4 separate regions of the Mus musculus genome follow, and regions 1, 2 and 4 are each linked to region 3. The links are chromatin loops, found by intact Hi-C in ENCODE. Cell type or tissue: heart. All regions are shown on one strand. Region 1 overlaps Rab10 (RAB10, member RAS oncogene family). Region 2 overlaps Rab10 (RAB10, member RAS oncogene family). Region 3 has its middle 2.0 kb from the start of Gm26520. Region 4 has its middle 140 kb from the start of Rab10os.

Region 1 (2,500 bases), 110 kb before region 3:
GTACTACCACTGCCTGCCTACCTCAGGTTGCTACATAAATTCTAACCATCTAGCTACAGGCTCCTTACTATATTCTTGAGGATCAGGATCTTTTAGGAACAATAGCACCAAAACTCAAGATTTTTCATCTAGAAGGCTAGGACAGGAGAATCAAGAGTTGTGGGCCAGCCAAAGGTATGTATAAAACAAAAACTACTATTACCACCAACAAAAAAGACGAAATAATTTAGAAATGTTGCTTCATAAGGAACTTACCTTTCGGAGGATGTCTTCAGCTAATGTGAGGAACGCCTTTTCGATGTTTATATTTGCTTTTGCACTAGTCTCAAAAAACCTAATACCATGCTCCCTTGCAATCTAAAATAGAAGCAAAAAAAAAAAAAAATTATGCAACTGCCAAATGTGGGCAGACAACTGTGGCAGTAACATGTTAGACAATTGTGGGACTCTGAAAGCAGTAGTGTCAGCTAGAATGTAAAGACCATTTTAAGGAGTCAAGATCTTAAAAAGAGAGGTAGGTAATAAAAACAACCTTCTCTCTACCTCAAGAGTTCATTGAGATATCCTAAATCAGGTATTCTGTCCATACTTTAGAAGCTCAGTGTGATATACCTAATTTCTGCTTGCCACAGTCTTTTAGTTATAAACTTCAGAATCTTAATAACTGGCATACTAAAGTTCTAAGATTAAAACAACAACTGCTGACACATTTCTCTTAACGTGGCTTATATAAAGCACAGATGTGGCCTTCCTCCCCATGTTAGTGACATAGTGGAAAAGTCTCTCCCAGGGTAAGCTGTGTTTCATAAGTACTTTTTCTAAGACCCAGCAGGGCTGCTTAGCACGTCAGCACTGCGGTCACAACAGGCAGTCCCCAGTCTCTATCACAGAGCTCTGCCTACTCACACGTACCTGTTCTCCTTTGCCTTTCGGTACAACTCTCTTGTCGTCCATGTCACACTTGTTCCCTAGTAACATTCTTTCCACATCTTCATTGGCATGCTGAAACGGGAAAAATTATTACCGCTGCACACTCACATGATTGATTACTTAATATTTTCTAAAGAGACTGTATGTTTCTTACATTCATGTATTTTTCTGTGTAACTGCATGTGATGTGGTGTATGTGTAAGTCCGCAGGGACGCAGACCCACACATGGGTACGTAGACACAGAGACCTTTTTTAAATTCTGAGACAGGGACTTGGAACCATCAACTGGCTAGACTGGCTGACCAGTGAGTGAGTCCCAGGGTTCCCTGTCTCCACTTTCCAGAGCAGGTATCACAAGCCTATACATGGGGCTGGAGAGATGGCTCAGTGGTTAAGAACACTGGCTGTTCTTGCAGAAGACCTAGGTTCAATTCCCAGAACTTACATGGCAGCTCATAACTGTTTGTAACTATAGTTCCAGGGGATCTGATGCCCTCTTCTGGCCTCTATGAGTACTCCATACAGGCAGTTGGCACAGACAAGGCAGCTAAAAAACAACAAAATCCTACTCTGCCACACCTGAGTTTTATGGTTGCTAAAGAAATGATTGAACCTAGTTCTCATGTGTGCATAGCAAACACTTCAACTGCTATCTTTTTTTTAAAGATTTGTTTGTTTGTTTATTACATGTAAGTACACTGTAGGTATCTCAGACACTCCAGAAGAGGGCATCAGACCTCATTACAGATGGTTGTGAGCCACCATGTGGTTGCTGGGATTTGAACTCAGCACCTTTGGAAGAGCAGTCAGTGCTCTTAACCGCTGAGCCATCTCTCCAGCCACTATGCTCTCTTACTAGCCTTAAATTTTCCTTGTTAAGACCTACAAATTTTAAACTACCTAGCAAAAGACGTACAATCCCTAAAATTCACTCCAAATGTTAATTCCCTTGTAAAGAACTTGTCTACTTCTAAACATATTCTCTCCAAAAAGCAAGATATGGATATTATCTGAAACAGATCATTTATACATATTTAAGCTGACTAGACTGTACATATAACATGTAAATACATGCCTTAAGACAAGTTCTATAGAGCCCTTGTCATCTCTAATAACTACACTGCTATTAGGAGATCTCAGTCATTTAATTAAAAACAAATTCAAAATCCCAGTATTCTGAAGGTGGAGGCAAGAGCCACAAGTTGCCACAAGTTCAAAGCTGTCTTGGTCTATATAATGGCTTTCAGGCTAGTCTGGGCTACAGAAACCTAGCTGCAGCTCACACACATCTGTTAACTCTAGTTCCAGGGTACCTCAGGCACTCTTCAAACTTCTGTGGCACCAGGCATACAAATACATACATCCATGCAGACAAAACCTTCATACCTACAATAAACCTAAAGAAAAGGAGTGATGGAACATGCCTGTAATCCTAACACTTGGGAGGTAGAGATAGAGGTTCAGGGATTTAAGGTCAGAGAGCTGAGGCTAACCTAGGCTCCGTGAGACCCCGACTTACAGACCCAAACCCAAACCAAACAATTAAACAAAACCTTTTGTGTACCTAAA
Region 2 (2,500 bases), 54 kb before region 3:
TGAAGACACTAACCTTAAAAATGGAAGAAATCTAGGTGTGGAGGGAGGGTTAAGGACCAAATGACAGACATCTAGTGAAAACAATACATTAAGAATGTGTGCTTTGGGGCTGAGAGATAGCTCAGAAGTTAAGAGCACTGACTGCTCTTCTGAAGGTCCTGAGTTCAAATTCCAGCAACCACATGGTGGCTCACAACCACCCATAATGAGATCTGATGCCCTCTTCTGGTGCGTCTGAAGTCAACTACAGTGTACTTAAGTATAGTAATAATAAATCTTTGGGCTGGAGCAAGCAGGGACTGAGCGAGCAGAGTTGACTGGAACGAGCAGTCCTAAAAATTCAATTCCCAACAACCACACGAAAGCTCACAACCATCTGTACAGTTACAGTGTACTCACATATATAAAATAAATAAATCTTTTTTTAAAAAAAAAGAAGAAGAATGTGTGCTTTGGCTAGGGGTAGTAGCTATTGCCTTTTATCCCAGCACTCCAGAGGCAGAGGCAGACAAATTTTTACAATTTGAGGCAAGCCTAGTCTACAGACTGAGTTCCAGGACACCAGTACTACCAGAGAAACCCTGTTCTCAAAAAACCAAACAGGCTGGAGAGATGGCTCAGCAGTTAAGAGTACTTGCAGAGGACCTGGATTTAGTTCCCAGCACCCACATAGTGGCTCCTGTCTACAACCCCAGTTCTGGAAGATCTACCACCTCTGGCTTCAAAGGACACTAGGCACAAAGTCTACATACAAACGTGGAGACAAAACACTCAAACACATAAAATAAATAATATTAAGCTAACACACACACACACACACACACAAAACACATGGACACGTGTGCTTTGCCAGGTGGTGATGGCTCATACATTTAATCCCAGCACTTGGGAGGCAGAGGCAGGTGGATCCCTGAGTTTGAAACCAACCTGGTCTACAAAGCAAGTTCCAGAACAGCTAAGGACAGAGAAACACTGTTTCAAAAAAACAAAAATGGGGGGAAAAAATGTACTTTAAGAACAAATTCTTGGGCTAGTATGATGGCTCAGGCATTAAAAGCACAGACTGCTCTTCCAGAGGTCCTGAGTTCAATTACCAGCAACCACATGGTAGCTCACGACCATCTATAAAGAGATATGATGCCCTCTTCTGGTATGTCTGAAGACAGCTACAATGCACTCATATACATAAAATAAATTAATAAATCTTAACAGAGGAAAAAAGAAGAAAAAGAAGAACAACAACAAATTCTTGTAATTATCCTATCATTGAGTAATACTTTCCAGAGTGCATACTGCCAAGAAAATTACGGTCAAATCAACCACTGAAATTTGTGTACATCTAAAACCAGTAATTACTTACTTTCTTAATTACTTTCCAAACAATCATTAAATTTCTAAGACCAGTTTTGCCCTAGAGTGTCTGATGTAAAACCATAGAACCTGAGTGCAGATTTCCAACAACCAAGTAAAAAGCTAGGCATGGCATAGGGAATCCCAGCACTGGGAAAAATGAGACAGGAGGATCTTGAGGGCTTGCTTGCCAGCAATCAATCAGCAGGCTCAGGGTTCAATGAGCGACCCTATCTCAAAAAGCACAATGGAGAGAACAGAGGCCCACACCTGACCTCATCCTCTGGCCTCCACATGCAACACAAACACACCCCACAAATTTCTCAATTATCAAACAGCTAATACTTACTATTAAGTAAAATCTGATCACAATTTATTTACTTCACAATACTCAGAAAGAAAATTAAAAGTAAAGTAGTAAAATAAGTTAGCCCTGGTCCAGTATGTTCTGTATGAAGAGGGTATCACTGTACTATATCCTATCTCTCCTCCTACCTCTGTTCATTATTCATCACCCACCTCTTCTAGGACTTAGCAACTACAGGGGGGAAAAAAGGCATAGACTCCTGCCTCTGTATTATTATATATTATAATATGTTATATATTACATTATATATATTAAATATTATTCAAATGATCTTAGACTCACTTTTTCGATGTTGTTAGCAGTCTTGCTATTTGACCCTGTGATCCTCCTGCCTTAGCCACTCAAGTTTTGGAATTAGAACCACCGCCAGCTGTGACTTTAGATTCACTTTGCAGATTTTGAATTGTTAGCCTCATAAACTTAAATATGAAACATACCAATAATTTATTTTTGCAACAGTATGCAATAGATGGGATCACAAAAACTTACATGATTTCTAATATGGATATGTAAGAATTGAAGGTATACAGAAAAACAAGAACAGTCATCCTGGTGAGCACTGTAAGAATCATAAATCTAAAAAGCCTTCCTTCAGAGCTATCCAGTAAGAAGCAAAACCCACCCGGCCTGGAATCCTTGCAGCCCAGTCCTTTGAAACCCTTGTAAAATGACTACTGCTTTGTTAGTGCAGGTTTTGATGCTAGGTGTGTATCTCAGTGGTAGAATGCACACCTGAAAGGAGACAGGACTCTGGTCCACTGAAAATATGTTGTATTTTACATG
Region 3 (2,500 bases):
ATTGAACCACAATCCCTGGCTTTATGCAGTGCTAGGGACTGAACTCAGGGCTTCATGTACTACAGTCAGGCCCTCTACCAGTTGAACTACATTCTCAGCCTCCTAATTTTTCCCCCAGACATTTCTGTTTATCCAATTTGAAGAGGCTGATGATGTATCACAGTGACTAAATTCATATCTAGGTTGCACAAGGCCCAGGATTTCCCCCAGCACTGCAAAAATAAATGAATCAATGAGAATAAATTTAAAAATAAGCATGTGGGCATAATGGCACACGCCTTTAATCCCAGCACCTGGAATGCAAAAGCAGGTGGATCTCTGCGAGTTCGAGGCCAGCCTGGTCTACAGAGTGAGTTCCAAGACAGCCAGGGCTACATAGAGAAATCCTGCCTCAAAAAAGAAACAATCAATCAATCAATCAATCAATCAATCAATCAAAGGGCTCTGGCAATGCAGGCCTGTAACCCTGGTACTCAGGTGAAAGCTGGAAGGTCAACCTTGGCTACATTGTAAATTCCAGGCTAGCCTGAGATACATAAAACTACATCTTATAAACAACAAAAAACAGATAATAAAAAATAAAATAAAAATTTTGATTGACAAATCCCAGCCTCCAGAAATTACAAAAGAAACCATGAGAAAAATCTATAGGTGAAAGAGAAGCATTTAGAAACCTGGGTTTGAATAGGCAGGCTTGGGGGTAAATCGCCAGGACACTAGGCACTGTGACAGGTGAATCAAGATTCAAGACTATCCTCTGCAATATAAATTGAAGGCCAGTCTGGGCTACTGATATTCTATCTCAAAAACAAAACAACAGCAAATGAAAAAAAGATAGAAAACCTTAGCATAGGCTCGACACTAAACACAGTAGCACACATTGGCAATCCTAGAACTCAAGAGGCTAAGGCACCAGGACTGCGTGTTTGCAACGAACCAGCATCACATAGTGAGTTCCAGGACATTCTGGACCTCAGCGAAGAGATACTGTCCCAAACAAACAACATCAATGACAATGAGAACAAATCGGCACTGGGAAGATGTCTCACTCCCTAGTTAAGAGAACTGGCTACTCTTCCAGAGGACACAGGATCAATTCCCAGCACCCACATGGTGGCTCCTAGCCATCCATAACTGCAGTCCCAGAGTTTCTGATGCCCTCTTCTGGTGTCCATGTATACTGTCCATATGTGAAGCACAGGTTAAACACCCACACACATAAAATAACCAAATTGTTAATAAAACGTAAAAAAGAAATCTAGGCTTAAAGATTGAGGGTTTAGCTTAATGGTAGAATATTTGCCTATTATGTGTAGAGGATTGATCTAAAGAACCAGAAAAAACTAAAATTAAAAGTTTTGAAATTAAAATCTAATTTTGACATACTGGAAGACTAAAATGAGCATCTTCCAGACTATGCAGTAATTTTGTCACATAGCCATATCGCCCTCTGCTGGCCAGATTTGCATAGTAGTCCAAGTCCAGAGTTAATCCTGGTTTTGTTGGTAAAGCCCCCGCTGACTGATGCATGTATTCTATCTTCTTGGTATAGTTTTATGGCTGTGATCTGACTGTCACTTGGCCTTTACTTGAAGAAGCAGCTGACATGGGAATCCCCTGGGGAAAAAGAACTTTTTGTATACAGCTGAGTGTGGTAGTACACACTGTAATCTCAGCATTTGGGAGGTTAAAACAGGTTGGGCTATATGCTGAGTAAGCACTTTCATTATCTGGCCTGTCACTTTATGGTAACACAACCCACTGCGTAAGGGAAAGACCACAGGGCTGTGGGGTTGGAGTTTCAGTGGTTTTGTTTCTGGTTTGATTTTATTATTTTAATTTATTTTCTATTATTTTGGTTTCTTCCCTCTTAGAAACCTCGTGAGTCGGAAGCTTCCCAGCTGGGCCCTCTTTAAAAACAAGGATATTTCCAAGGACACGCCTCTAATCCCAGCACTCAGGAGGCAAAGGCAGGCACATCTCTGTGCATTCGAGGTTAACCTGGTCTGCAGAGTAAGTTCCAGGACAGCCAGAGCTATGCAATGAAACCCGGTCTCAAAATAAATAAATAAATAAAATTAGTTAATTAATTATTAGTATTTTCCCATTTCCTAGGAGTTACAGGAGGCCCATGCAAGTGATAATCATGGGACTACTTTAGTCAAAGTAGAGCATACTACAGTAGAAGGTTACTTCTGGTTTCACTTCATTAATTTCTTACCCTAAAAGTTTTTAACATGTGCTCATTTGCTTAACAAACAAGAGTGATTGCCTAAGTTTGTACAATCACAAAATTCAGTGTGTTGAATGTGAAAAAAAAAAAGGAAGCATGGGGGCAAAAATCATGCTCTTGCCTGTAGGGGACATACGTGATGGAGAGAAAGACAGACTTGGTTGTCCCAAGTCCCGCTATAAAGAGTCCTGTAAGAGTTACACAGTGGAAGCCCTGGGCCAGCCTGGTTTGCAGAACAAGTTCCAGGACAGCCAGAGTTACACAGAA
Region 4 (2,500 bases), 260 kb before region 3:
ATGTTACAGGTGCTCACATGTGGCAAATGCACACAGGGACACATAAATAAAAACAAGTTATTTAAAATACACACACACACACACACACACACACACACACACACGAGTGGAATACTATGTGGAACTAAGAACGATCCACCTGAGGTGCATAAGACAACAGGAATGTCAAACCCAACGGTAACACAACGCTAAATATTCTGTTTGCTAAATACCAAAGAGGAAGCAACAAAACTATTGAGATATAGTTTCTGACAAGAGAATGCAGGATAGTTTTTAAAGCAGGCATGGGCTTACCATTGCATCCGTGATGATGACTGATTCCCAGTTCCCAGGGGGAAGAGACACAGTGGATGCCAAGGGCTCTCTGGCCAGCCAGTCTAGTCAAAATGGCAAGCTTCAGCTCCTACAGAGAGATCCCGTGTCAAAAGCAAAATTGGGAGTAATGGAGGGAGCCCAACATGGACTCTGCCTTCACTTGTGTGTGCACCCATGTGCAAGTTAGACAGAAACAGAGAGACAGAGGCCAGACAAATTCCTTCCTGAAACAATCGATAGTAGGGAAATTGGTAGTGGATAAACAAGGCCTGAAGGCAGGGGCGATCACTTTAAATACAGGGGCAAAAGTGTCGGTGCAATAAGAAGAGATGAATCAAAATTAGAGAGGACAAGTCTATATCATCTGGGTCAGAAGAAAACGATGTCAGGAATAAACATAGCTTATGAAAAAGTGGAGCAACCCAATTAATACTTAAACTTGCTGTGTAAGATGAAAATTTAAACAAGCACACAAGTAGAAAAAAGAAAAATAGTATGTTCATCAAGTGCTCACAGAACTGTAACAAAAACGTACCACACGTTTACTTCCAAAGGAAGTCTCAATAAGCTCTCAAGTGATTTACCACTCCGATCACATTCTGTCACCAAGATGAAATTCAATTAGGAAACGAAAAGTGAAAGGTCTTAAACACCAGCATCTGTTTGCTAGTCTCTCATTGGCTCTCATTGGTAACCTCTGATTGACTTTTAAAGCAGGAAGAGTGAACTGACTCTCAACCCTTCCTGGGCAACTTAACCATTCACAGAACTTGGGGGTGAGAGCTGAGTGAGGTTCAGGGCTGCCTCAAATGGTGGCGGTGACCCAAAGTGGTCACTAGATGGCAGTAATACTTGATATTTTTCTTCATTTGTCAGCATCATAGTGTCAATCTTCAGTAAGCACTGCAAAGACTTGCTTTTCAAATTCAGTTTGGGGTCCTTCAGGGTTTCTCTCAAATAGCTGCTAATGAGAAAATAATATTATTTATGGACAATAATTTATTGTTCCATAAACATATTTCTTGTTATTTCTTTAGTTTGCTAAAGCACTTTTGGGTCCTTTAAGAGATAAGAACAAGGCATTTGCTGTCTGTTAAATTGTTACGGAAAAGAATTGAAGTATTCTAAGTTGTCTCTAATTTGAAATTTGAATGTGTAATAAGCTGTCTCCTCTTGAAAGACTCTGAGAGGAGCCCCTCGCTCAGGCCTCAGGACAATAGCGGACACCCAGGAACTCACGATAGACCGAGCTTGTTGCAAACCACATGAGGCTTTATTCGGGGAAAGCCAGAGCTCTGGGGACGACTCATATCCCATGCAGGGGTAGAGGAGTCGACCTCGAGGGGAAAGAGGTCCCAGTTATTATAGGCCCTCAAGGGGGAAAGGAGAAGGGGGAGGGTAGGGGATTTCCAGATCTAAACAATGTCTATTCTCAAGAAATGGGTATGGGAGGGGTACAAGGAAAGAGTCTAATGAAGGTGCAGCAATGGGCACACACATGGTCAGAACATTGGCAGACACAGAGGTTCGAGGAGTGGCCAGAGCATTGTGCACCTCTATTTTTCTAAATCAGTGAAGCTAGTCCTGCTAACACTGACATCTATCTTGCCAATTTCAGGGCTTCTGTGACCTTTTACATTCTGTCAGGATCTTTCACTCTTAACAACACGAGCATATACACTCATGGGGAGAAAGAGTCCTGAAAAAAATCTATCCTGTGTATTTTTATTCCGTGAAAGAAAGAAAGAAAGAAAGAAAGAAAGAAAGAAAGAAAGAAAGAAAGAAAGAAAGAAAGAAGGAAAGAAAGAAGGAAGGAAGGAAGGAAGGAAGGAAGGAAGGAAGGAAGAAAGAAAGAAAGAAAGAAAGAAAGAAAGAAAGAAAGAAAGAAAGAAAGAAAGAAAGAAAGAAAGATTGATTGAAAAATAGGAAGCGACTCTAATTTTAAAGATTCTATGGGAGGAAACCATCAGTCAGGAAGTTGCTCCTATTCCAAATCCCCATGGTGAAGCATAATCCCATTTCCTTTAGGACAGGCTTGCAGTGAGGATGAAGGCCATCTGCAGATATGGACTGTACCACGCTAGCATCCTGGGGTGTGCATCTGAGACTCCCAGTCAGAGAGGAGCAAGCAATCTCAAGTAAACCAATAGTTCCAGAGCTGTCAGAGAAAGAAGCTCTCATTAAA

Evidence for each region. A loop is a pair of places that touch in the nucleus more often than their neighbours do. Peaks named below come from ENCODE experiments on the same cell type or tissue, not always from the same donor. Only the 100,000 strongest peaks of a DNase experiment are listed, where the experiment ranks them.
Region 1: a loop joins it to region 3, with 2.7 times the contacts of the local background. A loop is called at or near these places in 16 of 42 quality-filtered maps.
Region 2: it touches region 3 in a loop (2.3-fold over the local background); 21 of 42 quality-filtered maps call a loop at or near these places.
Region 4: a loop joins it to region 3, with 17 times the contacts of the local background. A loop is called at or near these places in 12 of 42 quality-filtered maps.

What each region holds. Positions count from the first base shown.
Region 1 is chr12:3,252,357-3,254,856 of GRCm38, forward strand. Rab10 (RAB10, member RAS oncogene family) reads right to left here. Exons shown (of 6, transcript NM_016676.5): 4 at 913-1,002; 5 at 256-357. Among named protein-coding and RNA genes, the nearest start is that of Rab10os, 18 kb to the left of the region's middle. In heart, a CTCF peak has its summit at 1,448 (motif pointing left); no DNase peak of the experiment used is centred here.
Region 2 is chr12:3,304,313-3,306,812 of GRCm38, forward strand. All of the region lies in intron 1 of Rab10 (RAB10, member RAS oncogene family), which reads right to left. Among named protein-coding and RNA genes, the nearest start is that of Rab10, 4.4 kb to the right of the region's middle. In heart, a CTCF peak has its summit at 1,159 (motif pointing left); no DNase peak of the experiment used is centred here.
Region 3 is chr12:3,357,922-3,360,421 of GRCm38, forward strand. No RefSeq gene overlaps it. Among named protein-coding and RNA genes, the nearest start is that of Gm26520, 2.0 kb to the left of the region's middle. In heart, a CTCF peak has its summit at 1,455 (motif pointing left); a DNase peak (open chromatin) is centred at 1,470.
Region 4 is chr12:3,097,247-3,099,746 of GRCm38, forward strand. No RefSeq gene overlaps it. Among named protein-coding and RNA genes, the nearest start is that of Rab10os, 140 kb to the right of the region's middle. In heart, CTCF peaks have their summits at 1,111 (motif pointing right) and 1,330; no DNase peak of the experiment used is centred here.